4 separate regions of the Homo sapiens genome follow, and all the other regions are linked to region 3. A link is an interaction called in ENCODE POLR2A ChIA-PET data of the cell type or tissue named here. Cell type or tissue: CD4-positive, alpha-beta T cell. All regions are shown on one strand. Region 1 overlaps ETS1 (ETS proto-oncogene 1, transcription factor). Region 2 overlaps ETS1 (ETS proto-oncogene 1, transcription factor). Region 3 overlaps LOC124902787 (a long non-coding RNA gene). Region 4 overlaps ETS1 (ETS proto-oncogene 1, transcription factor).

Region 1 (5,000 bases), 160 kb after region 3:
ATGTACTTGAAATTTAAACTTCATTGGAAAAGTGTAGGCAATATTTAAAAGGTTTATTAAAGAGTTAAGGTCCACAGCAGTGTCAGAAATCCTTTACTGTGTGAGTTGCTTAAGGCATTCTTAACTGACCACAAGATCATGCAAGTTCATTAATTTCCCAAACCAGGTTATAAACAGCTGCTATGATTGCACAATAGCTCCTGGAGAAATTTCCATTGGCAAAAATGCCACTAAAAAGGAGGCTAGCAAAAAAAAAAAAAAAATAGTTTTGGAGGAAAACAAATGAATCTAAGAGCGAAAAAGGCTCGCAGGAATGGTTTTTATATGCAACTTTCAGATACTTTTCAAGTAACCTAAGTTAAATCATAGGAGACTAGATGGTCACCTCAATTCAGCACAGGCCAAAAGGCAAAGGGATGTGACAAATGTTTACGGAGAAATATCCGTAAGTCAACTCTTAATTGTTCAGGGGTGGTTGATCTATAAATTTCAAATCCCAGAATAAGGCTGACTTATACAACTTCATATTAGTGTGCCTCCAGTGTATTTTTCCCTCCATGACAGCGGAGATTGGTTAAAACAATAAACATCAAACATGAACAGATGCCCAAACCTAAATTAAATATATAGGAAAATATGTTGCTCCCAACATTGTTTAAAGATCCGGATAAAATGTATTCGGTTGAGTGTGTACTTTTTGTAAAATCCACTGCTGTGGGTTTTCTCTACATCCTGACCCCCTCTGGAACTGCTTTAAACAGAAAGGTGGTGTCATCCGTTTCATCTCATTCCTTCCTCCACTCATCCATTCAGAGGAGGGTAATCTCTGGAAAGCAAACTGAAGAGCTTCATGGAGTTATCAGCCCTGCCCACCCAGTCCACTAGCAAAAGGGCACCTCTTCATTCTTACTAAAAATGAATATATATTTCTTTATAATTCTTAAAAATTCTTTCCCATTTACCCACCAGAAAAGTCATCTTTTTCACCTTTTTAGAGATCATTTAATTTTCTTTCAAGAAATTCACACTAAATGATTTAAGAAAACAGCCTACAACCAGAATGTCAAAGCCTTGTTTTAGCAGAACAGGAAATTCTGTGGCGTCTCATAAAAAGGTATTTGTTCATACCAGCTACTGATCTTCATGGTCACTTATTTTCTCTTTGAGACAAACATACCAAAAGCCTAAGAAGGAGAATTTATATTTTCATCAACACCGCACCAAGTCGATAGTATTTATGCTAAAGTCTCTCTGAAATGATTCCATTTCTATCAGCCAATTTTATACTTGGAGAAAAAGGACATCAGAATTTTCACAAGCAAGATAGTAGAGTTTCCAAGGAGTCCCACTAAGCAAGGGGACTAAACCAAGCCAGAACCAGTCTCTGGCAACCCCCCAAACATGAGGCAAATGCAACCCTGTTGAGAGTTGTGGTTTACAGCGGTAGGCAGCTTTCATTTTAGCTCGATTTCACAACCCTGGTGCTGGGAACCTTCATTTACGGGTATTTTCTCCAAAAATGGGTAGAATCCAACTGGATTAGATACTCAGTTATGCTGCTGCGCTCATGTAGGGAAACCTGTGTTCTCTAAACTGTCCACTAGCCAGCCTTTCTGAGAAGGGCCTCGGCGAGCTCCTTCCAAAGCTATCTGAGTCCACCAAACAGACCTCAGAGCACTCAAAACAGAAGATGCGGCAGCACCCAGCCACCCACTGAGTAGACTCGTACAAAGACAGTCCTTAGGGCCCAAATAAGTGGGGCATAGAAGCACTCTGTACGCTGTAATGCAGCCCGTGAATACTGTACTATGGTTAGTATAAATAACAATCAGCTAACAGTAATGCTTTCGGTCTAGACCAATCACAGCATCTCAGAATCAATTGGCCCTTTGCATAGGCCCTGTTTGCAGCACTTCTAACATGCAGAAAACAGCCCTGCACAAAATGGTCTTCCCCTCAAGTTTCTGTGGCCTGAACTTGGAGGGAGGGAAGAAGAGTGGAGCCAGAAAGAAATACCTCATGTCTCCTTGTAAGGGTCACTTTTGGTCCACAGTCATTAGTTTGGGGTTGGAGGGGTGGTAGGGACCAAAACCAAGAATGAAGAAAAGGAGAGGGAAAGAGACAATTACACAAATGCAAAGCCAGATGCAATTTCAAAACAATGTGACAGGAGATCGACCCAAAGTTACAACATGGCTGAGCCCAAACCCACAGGCTTGGCCTCACTGTGTAGATGTACAGAAAGTCCCACAAGGAAGAAAGTCGTTTTAATGCTTTGACTCGCCTGATAAAAAAGAAACACATGTACACACACTTGTGTGTATGTATTTAAATAGACATGCACCCAAAAATAAAAAAGAGCCAGAAAGGGGAAGGCCGACTGGTCCCACCCATCCCCTTCGGTCTGAAACACTAACACCCTGGGGCCTTAAGAAGGAAGATTAGGGGTTCTGATTTTGCAGGGACTTTCCCTCTGCAGGGCTTGTTGGTGATCCCTAGGCCTGCTAGGAGGAAGTGTGAGTCTGAATACTCGAAGAAGACGACAATGGGCATGACCCATGATTCTTCAAAGTAAAGGTACCATTGGGCTCTCCTCCAAGAGCCTCACAATAGGCACCGCATATGGTCAGTCATTGAGCAGAAATCACTAATAGGCCAGCCCCAGCCTGACATCTGACCCAAGCCCCGCTTGATCAGCTTTCTCCTGTTCCTCTTCCCATTTATAATTCTTTCCCATTTACCCACCAGAAAAGTCAGGTTTTTCACCTTTTTAGAAATCATCTAGCTCTTGCTAAATAGACAAACCCTTTCTTACAATAGATTGCATTTTTCTCAGAAACAAAACAATCTGGACACTTTACTAGGTAGGCTGTACCTCTGAGTGTTTATGTCCTGTTCCTAAAAATTGGGTGCATTTTACCTTTTTTGCTTTATGTCACCCAGCTCTATTTTTAAACACTTTCTTCCCTGACAGTGAATATTTTATCACTATTATAATAGTCACGTTAACAAAACTACCTTCTTTTGGAAACCCCTGGCCACCTCCGTCCCTGGTCCTCTAGCTAAATACACACTTCACCACACTGCTGATGACTGGTTCCAAATAAACCGTTGGTTAACCATCTTGTATCTTCCCAAACCGAAAAAGTCACAGGAGGCTAAAGATCCCAGGCTGGCCAGCAGAGGTCATTCCAGGTACCCAGCTAGGATCTACAGTCAGACCCAGGAGTCCTCTGGGAGGAGCACCAGGACACATGCTAAGCTTAAGGGTTTTCCAGGGTGGCCACTTGAACCATTTTTACTTGATTATGTCCTCCTCAAGGAAAATAGAGCATACCTTTCAAAATGACCAAATTCAACTAGAGTTATTGAGTAAAACATTTTGCCCAAGTAAGATATTTAATTTCTTAGATTGCCTGATTTTGATTTCACTGTGGACCCCATGGCCTTTGTCATAATAATGGACTTGGCTAAAACACCACGATGGAAAGTTCTTAGTATCTGGACACTCTAAGATGGGAAGGCTGAAACTGAGGAATCTACAGGTCTAATAAATAAGAAAAAAAAAATGGAACCTGAAAAAAACTCACAAAGTCAGGTAATTCTTGTAAACCCAAGAGCTTTTAGAGAAGAAATATGACCTACCACGACTGGTCCTCCCCATGCACATGTTGTCTGGGGTGACGACTTCTTGTTTGATAGCAAAGTAGTCATTCTGCAAGGTGTCTGTCTGGAGAGGGTCTCGGAGAATGACCGAGGGGTAGTCATTCTCATACTTGAGGGAGAGGAGCTCTTCCGAGCTGATGGGATGGAGCGTCTGATAGGACTCTGTGATGAAGCTGGGCTCTGAGAACTCCGATGGTGGAACACACTGGGCATGCTCAATACCATAGCCTGGAAACAAAGGGTTTGCAAGTAAAGAGAGGAGAGATTTGTACCTAAAATAAGCAGTTTTCACCATCTACAGGGCCCTATGATGTGGGACAAGCTCCTTAGAGAATAAGGGAAAATACTTTAAATCAGAAAAGCTTGCATTTTTAACCTTGTCCACTACTAAACAGCTTTAGCCCTTGACAAGGTAATTGATTTCCTGACTTCATATCCTCATCTCTAAAATGGGGGTGATTGCGATTTTTCCCGGAGCACTGTGATGAAGATGAAATGAGGATAGAGGTCAAATGCCCACCAACATTCCCCACACAATAAGCTCTTGACACAGAGTAGTTAATATCATTGTGTCACTGGAATAAAAATTGTAATAACGTAAAAAGATAAAACGAAAAAAATAAAACCTGTTTCATATTCCCTGTAAAAGCACAGCCATCAGATAAGATGGTCCTATATCTCAGAGCTTACATTAGTGCAACAGGCCTACATTCATTGTTTCCCTCAGGCCATCTCTTCAGTATGGTTGGGTATCTTACACGAAAAAGGAGAAGACTGTATTTCCTATAATAGAATTTGAAGCTGCATAGCACACTCTTAAAGAAGGATTTTGGAGGAAATGCTGTTATCTCCACTAGTAAAAAGGAAAGAACAAAGACCAAGATCAAATCCCTAACCCAACCCTCTTTTGGCCATCGTAGTGCACAGTATCAAATAGGAACAAAAGTTTAGGGGTCTAGTTGCAGTCTCTCTGCATGACTTTCAGGTGAAGACATCAGAGAAGGATCCTAGTGTGTAGGAACTTGGTAGGTTAATGAAACATATATATAGGTTGAAACTTTGTGCTTTGTGGAAAATAATAAAATAAAGTAACAAAGAAGAGTCTACATCTAAGAAGATATTATTTTTGATAGAATTACCATGAAGGAGCCTGAGATTCACTGAGATAGGGGTCTTTTCCTAGTTTGCTATTATCATGAGAGAAGAGGGGTAGAAATGAACTTACTAATGAAGTAATCCGAGGTATAGCGGGATTCTGGATAGGCTGGGTTGACTCCATTAACTTGATATGGTTTCACATCCTCTGTAATGAACAGATAGGGAAGGAACAAAGA
Region 2 (5,000 bases), 180 kb after region 3:
AAGACTCAGACAAAAGCATTACTGGAATCAAAATATGAGGTTACAATATTCAGTTGGTCTCCCACTTGTGGAGCCAGTTCTCCCCTCGAGTTTCTAAGCATCTGGCAAGTGAAAGGTGGCTGATAGTACAAATGGTTGAGCTGGAATTCAGACCCCTGTACAGTGAAATAAAGAAAGACAGAGAAAGGGGGTGGGGTGGAGAGAGAGAGAGAGAGAGAAAGAGAGCTGCAGCCACAGCATTGCTTTGCTTCTAGAAACAATGGGCAGTTAGAGAACAATGGCTACAGACAAAGTCTTGGTCTATTTATATCTGCCACTGTTAGTCCCAGACAGGAGGAACTGGAAGTCTGCCCTGTATGCACAGCTCCAACTGGACCCAAGTTGGGAGGAAGATGAGGTCACCAAGAAGGCTGCCTGCTTAGAAATGGGCTTCTTTTTTCTTCGTATAGTTGCTTCTTAGCCTAGAGGTTCTCTTAAGCTTGCTTGCCTTCTGCTAAAATACAGCCACTGCTGAGAAGGGAGAGATGAGAAAAGTAACTGCTGCTCTGCCCAGCCCAAAGCAATTAAGGCCTCTCTGTACAGAGGTTGCAGGAAGGTGGGAACGCCAAGGAAAAAATAACCAATCGATGGAGGTCAACTCTATGGTTTCTGAAACAACAGTCTTATTAGGTCTGTTAATTATACATGTTTAGGAGCACTATAAAGGAGCTTTTCCCTGGGAAAGTTCCCTCCTCATTTCTTTGGAGACAAATAAAGAGGCCAAGAGCTGAAATTCACAGATATGTATGCATTACATCTCAGGGACAATCTCTTCTTCCCTTTATTTCAGCCCCTTTTTGATGGTATCTCTATTTTCTGGAATTTCATCTTTTGCTCTAACATGGCTTTGGAGAGATACTCAATTTTAATCCTTCCCAAACTGTGTTACTTGTATCCTTAATCCTCCTACAGCCTTACTAAAAAGAGCCACCAGTAGATTAGCCTGTGACAGACACCAAACTGAACATGAGGAGAGCCTGGGCTGGGGAGGAAGGAACAGGGAGGGAGGCACAGGCCGTGAGCCCCTGCAGGCATCTCCTCCTGCATGCCTTCATTGTGAGTTTCCACCGACAGCCCTTAGCATTAATGCGCAACCAACAGTAAGCAACTGCACCCTCTGGATCCAGTCCAACCTTATAGCCTTAAGAATCCCACGTGCAAAGCTGGAATCTCCCAGAGGCAAGAAATTCAGGGCTCAACAAAGAGATCCCCTGAGCAGTAACTTCAGATTTCCACTCATGCCTCAAGTTCCTGTCACTAACTTCCCACCTTGTTCCTGGAAAACCAACATGTAAGGAGATATACAAATCTAAATAAGATTTTTTTTCTCTTTTTCCTTTAAATAGCTTAAAATATTTTACAGACAACATCCCAGATAATGTCAACCCATTGGGAGGGAACTAGTAGCAAACAGTTAAATGTTTTATAACTTAAAATTTTAAGCACAGAGCAGGCACATGCTGGATACTGCTAGGGCCAACGAACCCTAGGAGCCAAGAAATGGTTAAAAGGGATGCATCACGTTCCTTCCCCAGCCCCACATGCTCTTCATCAACTTCATAAGTGTGTCAAGATGCTCAGGGTCCAGACCATCTGGAGGGTGCGCTCATAAACTTGAACTACCAGGACAACAGATAATGTGCACAAGCCCATAACAAGCAAACATACTAGTACATCTTTCATGCTATGCAAATGGTGGAGACTGAAATTCAGATGAAACATTGGACCACCTAAAATAGACCAAACTGTGAAGATCTAAGTGAGTGATCTATAGGTCACCTGACCTGGTACGGTACTTCATTCAAACACTGCTTCCTTGACTCCTCCCCTATCCCCTGCTCCCAACAGACTAATTATTCCCTTCTCTAAGGGCCCTGCTGAATCATCCCAGTGTAATTCACAAGAGCCACATGGGAACCACATGGTAGGAGTCAGGAGAAGGCAGAGAGACACACATTCTTACCCTAAAGCAAGGCTGACATCAGAGAAGATGCAGAAATCCCCACCCTGAGCATGTTGGTAAGCACATGAGATGGCCGTCCCTCTGCCTATCACAGGCTCCAAAAAATACCAGCACGCCAGCTAAACACACCAAAAACCGATGGTGCCGCCCCAACATGGCACATCTAATGGAATTCAGGCCCCACACAGTGCAGTAAATCTAAATATATGTCCCTAATGAGGAGTCAGAAATCCTGAGACTTCGGGGATTTAGGCAATAATTGTGGGGACCCAGCTCAAGTTTCCTGCACTAAAAAGGAGGGGCCTAGAGAGATAAGCTTTGAAGGGAGCATGCTTATGCTCCCTAAACCATTACGCTCACTGCTAAACCTATCATACGAGCCTACTCCAAGGTTTGTGTAGACCTACCTAATCTATAATTTTGGCCTCTATATCTCTTTGGCTTTGGCCTTTTTTATGGCCTGGAGCAATAACTATCAGCCCGAGTCCTCTCCTGGTGTGTTCACACATTTCCCTGCCTCTGTCCCTCTATCCCGCCCTCACTATAGCTATAGGATGCATAAAGCCTTATCCAGGACCAAAAAGCAGAAAAGAGGAATTTACAGAATTTGCTATAAAACTTTAACAACTCCTTGGAGGGATGTTCTCTTTCCTTGCAACCAGACATAGTTATAAAATGGATGAAAAGTGGAGAGAAGGAGGAGCCAAGCTCTGCCACTGGTCAGGGGTCTTACACTATTCCTGGAATACAGAATTAGAAGACGCTTTCGATGTCATCTAGTTCAAACCTTTTCTTTTACTGGTGGGTAAAATGAAGCTCAAGGTGACATCAACTTGCCTTAAGTCACTGGTTACTAATTCTAGAACTCTGGCTCCCTCTCAGGATTTTTTTTTCCTCTACATCATTGCTGTTTACTTACAACAGTGGACTGGGAGGGAGAGGCTTTCTCCTATATCTTCACTACTATCAAGTCCTGGTTCATCATTCTGGATAAACACTACTCCTCCCCAAGTTATTAAGAATCACAGAGGAATGAGCCATCCAAAGATCTAATAAATATGATGGGATTTTACAGATTCATGATGCTATCCACTCCTATTTCAGGTTATAAGTCTGGAATACCAATGGTCAGACTCTAAGGTGGAAAAGCTTCCTCCTAGCAAAGATCCTTGTTGCATACCAGGGATATTAAGCAACTTTCAACAGTCAACTCCGATAGCATGATACCATGGTGTCTGATGGCTCTGAAATTTGAGGGTGCTATTCCTGTCAATCCAGAAAGAGTGAAGACTGCAGTTAACTTCAGTGATCTATGAACCTTTATCTAAAAAGCACTGAAAGGCAGAGTGCCTCATATCATTTAAAGGTTTTACACCACTACCCTTCTAGTCCTGCTGGTATTCCAAATAGGGTCACTGAGCCATGGTGATAGGGTTGAGGGAATACAACAAACCCCACTGACAAAGCCAGAACTTAATATCAGGGGCACTGGCCAGTAAGTTGAATCTGATCTATCTAATTAATGAAGCTATCTGTTGACCCCCAGAAAGGCCATGGCCTGAAGTAACACAAGCAGCTCTAGTTGTGAAGGCAAATGCAGTCGGAATGCAGAGACCTAAGGGTTCCAGGAAAGATCCACCTCATTGTGATCTCTTCTAGACCCCACAGATTTTTTTCTTCTCCTTCCCAATGGGCTTCTCTTTAATGGCCCCAAACACCCAATCTTCAGCATTCTATTGTTCCTGCTGCTGCCCCAGAGTCTCGCCCACACGGACCCAGGGCAGACAGCCTCAGACGCCTCTCCCAGTAGCAAGCCCAAGAGGGTGGTAAGTCGCCAGGCAGACCCAATCTCCAGATCAATGGGCGAGACCAACCAATGGGTGGCGAGCAGACAAAAAGTGATCAATGCAAAAGGCGGAGGGAGCTTAAGCCACTCTCCATCTGCCTGGGTAGGTGAGAAAGGGAGAGACTGGGATGTGCAGCCCTCATCCGCTGCTAATAAATGGCTCTGCCTCATCAGGAAGCCATTAGGAAATTGCAGCCACCACAGCCCCAAGCTCCCCGGACTGAACTGTCTGCATGCAGCTGGTGAAAGCGCTCATTATCTCTGTCCAGACGACACTAGCTCACTACACAGTGGAGCCTAACCAATGAGCCCTCAGAATAAACCCTGGGCTTGAGTGGTGAGGAAGGAGGGACTGAAAAAGTCCCTTGAGATTGGGGAGATGCAGCGCTCCCCCAGGTGTGTGCTCCAAGCTCCAGATCAGGAATACGAGCCCTTCTCCTCACATCCCAGCTGGACAGCATTCTTTTTTTCAGAAAGAGCTACTGACTGCTCATGAGCATGGGGCTTCTTTTGGGAGTGATGAAAACATTCTGGAATTAGACGTTGATGATGATGGCACAACTCTGTGAATGTACTGGAATGCACTGACATGTACACTTTAAGATGGTAAATTTTATGTTATATCAATTATATCTCAATTTAAAAAAAAGTAAATGTTAGAGAGAGAAAGAGCTACTGGCCCACTGCTATGAGCCCAACAATGAATACCTTGGTGATAGATCCCTCAGGCAGAGTTTCCCTCTAGTGGGAGAAGCAAACACCGCCTAAGTACAGAAGCAATAGCTATATGCTCACAACAGACGATGAGTGCTGGGATCACGGCTGAAGCGGAAGGTTTTGCAATGCAGAGTGAGTGAACTAGCGGGGTCCAGAAGCACTAGGGGAGGGGGTAGGAAGGAGTGCACGTAAGATGTCCTGGGTGTAGGGCGTGAGGGACAGAAGGCGGGCAAGGTGTCCAGGATGGCGCCCCTGGCAGTTGGTGGCATTACTGAAAGGGAAGACGAGAGGATGAGATCTCCCACAGCCACCTCCGCCACCTGGAAATCCTTGTGAGATGGAAGCCCCGCGATGCTCACTGGGAGACCGACCGTGGGAGAGGCTGGGCACGGGCCATTTCCAGAGGCAGACACCTGGTAACTGCAATTTCTGGGA
Region 3 (5,000 bases):
ACCTCTAAAAGAGAGGAGTGTTGGGAGGAGAGAGGCACTGGTGGCCTCTGAGAGACCGTGAGGTGACTCTGTTTTCTGATGTGTATGTAAGTGGCTCCTGTCTTATTCTTTATTGAAGAAAAGGAAACTGTGACAGCAACAAGTTTGGTGTTTAGAAGAAGACAAGAATGTGGGGGCTTGCTGATGCCCCCACGCTCTCTTCTCATTTTTCTCCTCACTCGTGATTTCTGGCCAAGCAAACAGTTCCCTGGAGGATGGCATGACCTTGAGTGGGCTGGTCTAGTCTTTGGAGCTTTGGAAGCCGGGATGCTGAAGTTTGGAGATGGTATGCTTGCTGCTCAGGGTTGGAAGCTTAGGTACTTAATAAAGTCTGAAAGCTGTTGTTCCAACAGGGATAACCAGTGCCCCAAAGCCACTCTGAGCAGCACTGAGTTAGCAGCTCCAGCCAGACTAGAAGAAGGGAAGCAGGTCAACTGAGAGCTGACACAGAGAGCCCAAAGCAGGGTGGGAAAAAAGGGGGCAACACAGACAGATTGAGATGAGAGGGCTCCCTTCTGCCAGAATTGCCCTTCCCGCATGAGCCAGGGTTGTCTAGGCACAGCAGCTTCCTTAAGCATCCCTAAATTCACCTTCCTGGGCTCTGGGGTATCAAAATCTTGTAAGCAGTCCCACAGGCCTGCCAGAACTTTGTCATTCCTCCTGCTGCTTTGACTGACTTTGGGAACTGGATGATCCTTCTGCCTGGTTTGTGGACTCTTGATTTTATTCTTGCTGCCACTAAGGCTGCTATAATGGTTGTCGGATTTCCTTGGAACTTGAAGATGGGCAGAGGGTGCTTTCATAGTTACTGACAAGGTAATGTCAGGAGCACTCATTTCCCTGACTCTGGAGATGAAAGCAAACAAAAACAAAAACAATAAGCAGTTTATATTGGGCCAACCATCTGTGGTTAAGGAGAAAGGCCAAGCAATGACTACAGCTTCCCAGCCCAAACAGGCTCCAGGAAAGAGGGCTCAGTTCACAGGCTGGGAATATGGACAGCCAGAGACACTAAGGCCGGTTATGAGCTTTCATGAATCTGAGCTGGAGCCTCATCTGCCTGTTTTGCATTTCAGACAGGAGGAGGCAGTGTGGATGAGACTGTCAGAACTGGCAGCATTTCCCCTTGCAACTCCACAACTTATTTGCTGAGTGACCTTGAGCAAGCTCCTTAACCTCTGAGAGGCTTCAATTCTCTACCTGTGAAACAGAACCAGCAACATTTCATTAAAAGTTAAGGAACCTGGAGCATAATGACATTTCTCTATTAGAGCTTTCTCGGCTTGCCCCTTGGTAATTTTTGCCTTTCAGCACCTTTCTGGAAAGAAATGAAATGAGTAGTGTCTTCTTGTGAATAGGTGTCTTTTATAGAGTTATGGAAAAAATAATTCCCTTGCCCCGGCACCTTTCTTTCGTTGCTAGTTGTGCCACTGACTTGTTGCATATCCTGGATCCAGTCAGTTTTCTTTTCCTTGCCACTAGACCAACACTAGATCTTATAGCAGCCCCCATATACAAATGATTTCCACAGGATCCTCATGCTGCGTGTTCTCAGGCTCCTGATAGTGAGTGTTGAACCATCAGGCCATTCAGAGTTCACTGAATATGACTTTTGCAATAAAGATTAGATCCTAATAATCCCTGCTCACAACACGATTACTAGCTAATCCGTCCCAGTCGAGGGTTTCTTTTCTCCTTTGAGTCACAAGGAATCCTTATTACATGAAAGATGAAAACATGAAATGCCTATCAGAGATATCACCACATGCACCGCCCCCCGAACCAGGCCGTGGGGTCGGTCAACGAGTTCTCCCTGTGGTTTGGATGCTGACACCTGAGTGACTCCCCTCATGAGCTCAGAAGCAGAGAGAGGGAACTGTTTTCAGAGCAGAGAGGTGGCTTAGAGGAAACATGTACAGGACTTGGCAAAGAACCTGACTCCATGTGAATGCTCACTCCGTGTGAAATTGTTCTTATTATAGTGATTTGTGGGGAAGAAATAACCAAGGAGGGAAATAAACAACCACAGTGACAAGATAAAGGAAGAAACCTAGGCCCTAGAAAGGAAAGTTTTCTAGGCTGATTTCTACCCCTGAAATGCACCCATCGACTCTTCTGGAAACTCAACTGTGCCTCCCACCTCTGAGGTCAGCCCCTCCCGGGGCTAACTGCAGCCCAAGCAAGCCCCCGTGGCAGGAGTGTGGCAGGGGCCTTCAGCTCACCCACCTCTGCTCTCTGAACATGGCACAACGAGCCTGTCAGACCACTTGCAGCCCTGCTATTTGATCTTATCGGGCCCTGTCAGGGAGGTGAAGTGCATGCGTCAAGAAGTTCGTGCCTGTTCATCATTGTGGTTGCCCCGAAGTGGAGCAGGCAAGGTAACACTTGAAGCCATTTTTGCAGAGAATTGCACAAACAGCAGCGGGTGTCATAGACTCAGTGGTTCCACTTCGGATCGAGAAAACACCCACAGAATGGTAGAGGCTGCTAAAGAAACACCACAAAACACAGAGCAACATATACTCATGCACACACACCAGAGCAGTGTGAACCAAAGCCCCGGGCAGGAGGACGTGCTGTGTGCCAACAAAAAACAAAAGGGGAGATGCATTATTTGTTTTGGGGTAGAAAGGTTGCGGGACTGAGGCTCTGCTGCAGACAGATGGGCGCTACACTTATTTGTTGGGTGGCAGAAAAGTTGGGGGACTGAGGCTCTGCTGCAGATGGGTGGGCACTGTATGACTTTCTTTGAGGAAGGCACTTCTGAGAGTGAGAAAAAAAAACAACTGATAGTTCTTGGAGCTTGAAACTGAGAGTTTCTACTATGGAGAATTGAAAACAATTTCCTTCTGAGGGAGAAGGTAGATGGAGCAAGGGAAGTCCAAATTAGGCCCCTTTTGGAGGTAATAGATATTTTCAATCTGCTAAGCAGTGAAGCAGGCAGAAACTGACAATTGTTATAATTATTCTTGTATAAAGTAAATAAGATTTTTCTCAAAGGAGAAAGCACCTGTTGATTTGGCTAAGTTAAGCATTAGAAACACCTGAACTTACCGTTACACATTCTTCAATTTGGCAAATGCAATACAAGAGTGAATGAGACAAACCTTGACTTGTTCTCATATAATTTATTATCTAGTAGAAGAAGACATTAAGGAAACAGACACTGAAATATATAATTATGAATTATGATTTGTGTTTTGAAGAGAGTGTTCAGTGTTTATGAGACAGAATATCTGTTTTTACCTAGAAGTTTGATTGTCTATTCAATACGCATTTTAAAAGTAGTTATTCCATGTAAAATTGTAGGGATATACAGGAATTATTGATATATGATCTTTACTTTCCAAGAGCTCAAAACCTTTTAAGGGACTCAGGCACGCTGATAGATAAATAGTAGTATTTAAAAGTAGAAATAAGGCCAGGCGCGGTGGCTCATGCCTGTAATGCCAGCACTTTGGGAGGCTGAGGTGGGTGGATCACCTGAGGTTGGGAGTTTGAGACCAGCCTGACCAACATGAAGAAACCCTGTCTCTACTAAAAATACAAAATTAGCCAGGCGTGGTGGCGCATGCCTGTAATCCCAGCTACTCTCAGGAGGCTGAGGCAGGAGAAACGCTTGAACCAAAGAGGTGGAGGTTGCAGTGAGCCGAGAGTGTGCCATTGCACTCCAGCCTGGGCAACAAGAGCAAAACTCCGTCTCAAAAAAACAAAACAAAACAAAAACAACAACAAATAAAAGTAGAAATGAGAGATTTATCACGAAATTATTCTAAAACCTACATTTTTTCTAGAAAAAATATGAATAGGCTTTGTGCTATATACTTCTTCCAGTTATCCAGATCTGAGCTTTTTAAAAAAAATATAATTAAGCTTAACAAACACGAAAGATATTACTATTCACCTGGTGGAAACCATCCAACTATGGGCATTGCATTTTACAGCAGTGCTTCTGAAGCTTTAATGGATGTGTAATTATCTGTGGAATTTGTTGTTAATAAAATGCAGATTCTGATTCAATCTGTCTGGAGTGGACCCTGGGATTTCACATTTTTTTGTATCAATTTTGCAGATAATGGGATGCTAGTGATCTACAGAGCACAGTTGGAGTAGCAAGGTCTTAAGGAAGAAATCAAATTCTACAATATTATGTTCAATTAGTATTCTTTCACTCAACATAAATTTATTGCATATCAGCTATGGAGTCTGGTTATATGAAGCCTTAATCATCCCTTCCCTTACAAAAGCAATTAGAAAACAAATTTAATTTTTTTTACAAAAGAGTTCTGAACTCCATATTGGCTTGACTCATGGTAGTGTTGTGTTGGATGATATAAATTTGTATTGACATAAATGTATTTGGCAGAGGTTGTTCTGAAACTCAACGCAACTCACAGACACTCTCATGCGAGCAGAGACCATCCCTCTGGAGCAGAGAGCACAATGTGCCTTCTGCCTCCCTCCCCAACTCATCACCTTCCCTCTCAACGTCCTTCTGCCCGGCTGCCCCTCAGGCAGGCGGCCCCAGAGGCCGTGGGCATGCTGCTGTCCCTCCCCACAGTGATACTCATCACCAAAATGAAACCTGACACCAGAATTGTCATCTTACTGAGAAGATGATAAAACTCATTTAACCTTTCCACTCAATAGGCTGATAATTCCCTCTGTCCTGATGAACGTTGGTGAGGTTCACTGAAGAGACTCAAGTTACCAAGGGCATGCTAATGCAAGGGTTATTCTTTCCTTTTCACATTAGGAGTTCACTTCTACCCAATCATTTTCAAACTTCACAGAAATGGAATTTCCATACTCAGATATGAAGAAAGCACCTTGATTTCCTCCACCTTCACATCATGAAGAACATCGAAGCTGGGATGAACGATGAAAGGAGGTAATATTCTAGGCATAGACAAAGCCCTTTCTCCACTGCCTTCAGGCTGTCAGGGAAGTAATTGATGTGT
Region 4 (5,000 bases), 140 kb after region 3:
AAGTCTAAACTCTTCAACTTAGGTCGTGTCTCAAGTTACTTTTTCACTCACCAATCAGAAAGCCGTACACTTCTCTCTACTGAATAACAGAGTTGGCGGTGAGGGGGTGCAAAAAATGGAGGACTCTTGGAAAATAAGACATAAAAGAAAAATTACAGAGTGTTAGTTTGGAACGACATGCATTCAGGACTTATTTCTTAGGACCTGAGGGGTAATGCCCATGCATACAGCTTTTATTCCAAGTCATCTATGCTACAGATATAGGACTAAGAAAGAACCAAGTCAATCTTCCTCCTTCGATCTCCCTTCCAGGACTTCAACAGTGCTCCTACGTTTACTGTCGTCCAAAACCAGGGATGCAAAATACATTCAGTTCAAAGACTTAATGCTTCTTAGCTCAACATTAAGTCCAAACCCCGAGAATCCACTGATAACAAGTAAGTAAAGGGATGTGCTAATTTTTTTTAATTGTAGATGACATTCACACACATAATTCCCCTGTACCCAAATCAGCATTAATTGTCCTTCTTATATAAGTCCCATGAATTTGGGATCCCTGATCTCAGTGAGAGCGTTTTGCTTTTCCAATGGGGTCTATATAAACAGTTTTCTTTCATTGTGACAGAATCCTCAGCCGGCAAATAAAAACAAACTTACATGATATTGCAATACTGAGACCACCTTAGAGCTTAAGACGATTTTTAAGAAAAAAAATACTGGCACAAAATTTAATAAAATAAATTTTAACACAACAACGGTTTTGGCCCCTCCCCACTGAAGTCCATCTTTGCTTCAAAACTAGAGTGATAGGTAAATAGTTCTCAGATTTTCAGTGCATCCCCCCCCAAAACATGTTTCATCCCACCCACCTCTTTTTTGCCCTCCCAGACCTAAAAACAGAAGCAAATTAATTGCCTTACATCAGTTTCATGAGTTCTGATGTGACAATGTCACTTGCTAATGGGTCCACAACTCAAGACACTTTTTCATGGATGATTTTTAAAAATGATTGGACACATTAGTCTCTTTCTCTGTTAAGCCAGAGCCTTCAAGCTTCTGAGAAGGCCCTTCTCCCTCTCCTGAAAATTTGCTCAAGAATTTCTGGTCCCACCCACCCCACAAGTCCTGGCTTTCCTTTCCCAACTGCGCACAATTGATTACAGCTGCAACTGACTTAGCTCCCACCCCTGAAGGTAAAAAATGAGTTCTGGAAAATAAAAAATAGAATAACAATTCAAAATTCAGAGTCCAACCAACACGGCTGTCCTTGGAAGGTCTCAGCAGGGTTTCCCCAGCCCCTTCAGTGCCATCACTCGTCGGCATCTGGCTTGACGTCCAGCATGGCGTGCAGCTCCTCAGGGGTGTACCCCAGCAGGCTCTGCAGGTCACACACAAAGCGGTACACGTAGCGTTTCCCCGCTGTCTTGTGGATGATGTTTTTGTCGTAATAGTAGCGTAGGCCACGGCTCAGTTTCTCATAATTCATCTTAGGTTTGTTTTTCCTCTTTCCCCATCTCCTGGCCACCTGAAATTTAAAAAGAAAAATAAAGGAGGAGTAGGCAAAAATCTACAAGACAGGCCAAATATATATGTTTCTATGCCTATGCTATACCCATTCATGGTGACCCATGATGCTCAAGTAAGATGATTTGAGATTCATGTAGATATAGAAAATATTTTTCGGGCCTATCTCCTGAATTCCATTTTTCATGGGTTGGGCAAGGATGGGAGTCACAATGATTCTTTAAGTTGATGAAAACACAGTGACCCTGAACTAGGATTAAATATGTGACTTTAAAAAACAAACAAAAAGCCACACTATACATTCTCCTCTTTCCGCATATTATTAGTAAAATCTCCTTGCTTTGCAAGCATGAAATCTAACAGGGAAGTGTGAAGCGGAGGAGCTGAGCTGCAATCATACCTGCCTTTCATCAACAGGAAGTGTTTTTTTTCCATACCAGGGCACAAATATTTTCTCATGTCTGCCAGAACAAAGATGTTGTCTCTCCTGTTCATTGTTTTTTATCCTCAGAATTGGGCATGGCACGGAACCACTACTCCATAAACATGTGTGTAATGAAATAAGAAACTAATGAGCCAATCTCCCAAGGCCTCTTGAACTGTCTGGCCCCTTTCACACTCACAGAGCCACCGGGCTAGGAAGAGGCTAAGTCACAGGAGGCAGCTCTATGGGTGATAACTGACCTACTGCCAGGCACGTTAATGCCTTCTATCAGCTAATCCTGTAAGACAAATGGGGTAACATAGATCTTTTCTCTATTTTCCAAATAATGAACCTGGAGCTCAGACAGGCTACCTAGCTTGCTCCGGGTGGCAAGTGGCAGAGCTGGGAATCCCAATCCTGGAACACGTCATTCAGGCCCACGCCACCCCTTCCAGGAGTTTTCTCTCATCCTTCCTCAACACAGTACTCGCAAGCCCCTCCTTCCTTACCTCATCTGGGTCAGAAAGTTTGAATTCCCAGCCATCTCCTGTCCAGCTGATAAAAGACTGACAGGATTTATCAGTGAGTAATTCCAGAAGAAACTGCCATAGCTGGATTGGTCCACTGCCTAGAAACACAAGCCATTGTGAATCATTACACCAGATATTCAGCACTCTACGCAGCTAATCCCCACACACGGCACTCCCACATCCCTCTTCTCTCAGCCCATCCAGCCAGGAGAAAATGAAGGCAACAGACAGTGCACATGTCGGAGGAAGTGTTATGAGCTCGAACAGATAGAAAAGACAAAGGCCTCCCTATAAAACAAAAGCATGGAAGAAAATGTGTCAAGTGCTTTATTTTGATTAACTTAAGGATCGGTTCATTTTTATTGCTAAACAAATTCTAGAAAGAGAACACTGTGCCTATCCTCTGGGATATTCTAAGGCAGCATAATCTTTTACACCTGCAAAAACTAAGTCATTATTTTTGCCTTCAGAAGTAAGAAACATATTAACGAAGGAATGAATGTCTTTGCCAGTTCCAAACACAAGTTATGGCTCATAAGCACTGCTCTGTAGTAGGGAGCCTGTGGCCCCTGATTTGTGAGTAAGAAGGATCACTATCCTCCGGCCCTCTTACAAGGAAATAGATGTTAAATATCTGTTCAGTCATAATATTTCTCTCCACTGCCACCACCCTGCCCTTCCAGTCCACTTACAGGAAAGCACCCAAAGGAAAAAAAAAAAAAAGCATCATTACTATTTGAGGAATTAACGTGCCACCCAGAAAATCCTCAGGGGTCAGATGAGGACTGTCAGAAATTCTGCATAGGTTCAGTATATTCTAAATTAGACACACACACACACACACACACACACACACACACACACACACTTCTCTGTCTTAGCCATCAACACTCTGACAGTCAATTTATTCTATGCTAAAAGGTTTATATCACACCGATTTCCTTTGAGGATACTTTTCTCATCTGAAATGACAATGCCACCAGTGATTCTTAATTTATAGGTGTCGGTGGAGAGACAAATAGGGGTTCAAAAGTCCATGCTTCTTGTTACACTGCCCCTTATAACATAAACAAACTGGGCAGAGCGGGACTGGGAAAGACCCAGTCCATGTCTCTGGATACAGCCCAGGAAGCACCAGCTCCTACAGGAAAGCTTTGCTCACTAAGGCTCTAATTTTTCACCGGAGTTGCAAATTTGTCTGATCCAAAGTAAACTGAGATTTAACAGGAAACAAACTTTAAGTTCCCTCTCAATCTAAAAAAGAAATTGCCTTCATAATCCATAAGGGTAATGTCTTGTTGTATCTCATATTTCTACAAGACATTTTCACATGCATCGTTGTGCTTGCTCCTAAAATCCACACCCAACCCTCTGCTGTAAGGAGAGGCACAAGTGGTCTTACGGCTTCCTTTCTAATGGTGCAGAAAAAGTGCTCAGCAAAGTACTGTGACTTTGCTCTGAGCCACGGTTAGCGAAATGGTGGTTCTGGGTCTAGTACCCAGGCCTTTAGACTCAAAGGACCAGGGCAACCTCCAATGAAGTAAAGAAACAGCTACTGACACGAGCTATCATCCCACAGCCAAAGGAAGTCCTCCTCCAGTAACAACTTCCTAATGGTGGTTTCCAAGGCTCCTCTCAGCACTTGCCACGCTAAATATGAAAACATGAAATAGCTCTACCTCCTCTTTCTGAGAATGGACCATTAGCTCTTTAAAACTATCTTGCAAGAAATACCTTACATGTATTCCACAATAAAATGGCTCAGTGAATGCCTATAAAATAAAGTAACATTCGAACAACAGCCCAGAGGGCCGCACTGGTAAAGCCGTAGCTTCCTCTGTTTCTACTTTCATTCAATAAAAACCGTTTCGTATTCAACTCAGGGACATTTGCAGGTTTCTTGGGAGTTGCCTAAAGTCATGAGCTACTTGTTTTCTGCCTGGGCTCACAAAACTAACCGTGACATTCTCAGAGGAATCCACTGAGAAGCCATCCTAACAGGCACAAAGAAGTAAAACAGCAAATCGCTCTCAAGAAATGCAGCTGCCAGAGCCCTGGTCACAGAATAGGTTTCTTGGAGAAACTCACGATAACTATAGAGACTGAAGAGAGACATGAAGAAAACCATTCTATCCCAAAGCTATGTAAAAGAAGCCTCGGAGGAGAGGGGGTTGCCTTAGACCCTGACAGAGAAAAACTAATGAGTGCTATGCTTGACGGTGCACCTACTACGCCGCAGACACTGTGAGTGACGCTCTACACTCGTTTCCTTCATTCCTCCCAATAATTCTGTGGGGTGGATGCAACTGTTGTGCTATTTGTTTCTACCACTTCACAGCAGAGAAAACTGACACACTGCAAGGCCATTTAGATCAGCAGTGGAGTAGCCGGGACTGGAACCCATGCAGCCCATCCCCAGGTTCTTCATCTCAATGCTACGTTGCCCCTGGACAGGACCAGGCCAAAGGCCTGGCATCTAAACTGCCTGACTGAGTGCAATGTTCCAAGGGATAAGGGGACCT

What was found. Peaks named below come from ENCODE experiments on the same cell type or tissue, not always from the same donor. Only the 100,000 strongest peaks of a DNase experiment are listed, where the experiment ranks them.
Region 1: POLR2A ChIA-PET joins it to region 3 with 10 read pairs; 6 of 35 experiments call an interaction of 5 or more read pairs at or near these places.
Region 2: POLR2A ChIA-PET joins it to region 3 with 26 read pairs; 7 of 35 experiments call an interaction of 5 or more read pairs at or near these places.
Region 4: POLR2A ChIA-PET joins it to region 3 with 48 read pairs; 10 of 35 experiments call an interaction of 5 or more read pairs at or near these places.

What each region holds. Positions count from the first base shown.
Region 1 is chr11:128,481,178-128,486,177 of GRCh38, forward strand. ETS1 (ETS proto-oncogene 1, transcription factor) reads right to left here. Exons shown (of 10, transcript NM_001143820.2): 6 at 4,892-4,969; 7 at 3,646-3,894. Among named protein-coding and RNA genes, the nearest start is that of MIR6090, 39 kb to the right of the region's middle. RefSeq lists enhancers at 1,621-1,700, 1,881-1,930, 2,301-2,370. In CD4-positive, alpha-beta T cell, no CTCF peak of the experiment used is centred here; DNase peaks (open chromatin) are centred at 1,404, 1,754 and 2,454; H3K4me3 peaks cover 2,275 bases; H3K27ac peaks cover 5,000 bases.
Region 2 is chr11:128,501,809-128,506,808 of GRCh38, forward strand. All of the region lies in intron 3 of ETS1 (ETS proto-oncogene 1, transcription factor), which reads right to left. Among named protein-coding and RNA genes, the nearest start is that of MIR6090, 18 kb to the right of the region's middle. RefSeq lists an enhancer at 1,746-2,040 and a silencer at 1,746-2,040. In CD4-positive, alpha-beta T cell, no CTCF peak of the experiment used is centred here; DNase peaks (open chromatin) are centred at 2,063, 2,863, 4,123, 4,613 and 2 weaker places; H3K4me3 peaks cover 4,938 bases; H3K27ac peaks cover 5,000 bases.
Region 3 is chr11:128,322,447-128,327,446 of GRCh38, forward strand. All of the region lies in intron 1 of LOC124902787 (a long non-coding RNA gene), which reads right to left. Among named protein-coding and RNA genes, the nearest start is that of LINC02098, 120 kb to the left of the region's middle. RefSeq lists an enhancer at 1,778-2,912. In CD4-positive, alpha-beta T cell, CTCF peaks have their summits at 1,128, 1,328 and 1,529; DNase peaks (open chromatin) are centred at 1,135 and 2,385; H3K4me3 peaks cover 474 bases; H3K27ac peaks cover 4,906 bases.
Region 4 is chr11:128,461,052-128,466,051 of GRCh38, forward strand. ETS1 (ETS proto-oncogene 1, transcription factor) reads right to left here. Exons shown (of 10, transcript NM_001143820.2): 9 at 2,458-2,576; 10 at 1-1,525. The coding sequence ends at 1,310. Among named protein-coding and RNA genes, the nearest start is that of MIR6090, 59 kb to the right of the region's middle. In CD4-positive, alpha-beta T cell, no CTCF peak of the experiment used is centred here; DNase peaks (open chromatin) are centred at 2,030, 4,060 and 4,730; H3K4me3 peaks cover 1,485 bases; H3K27ac peaks cover 4,238 bases.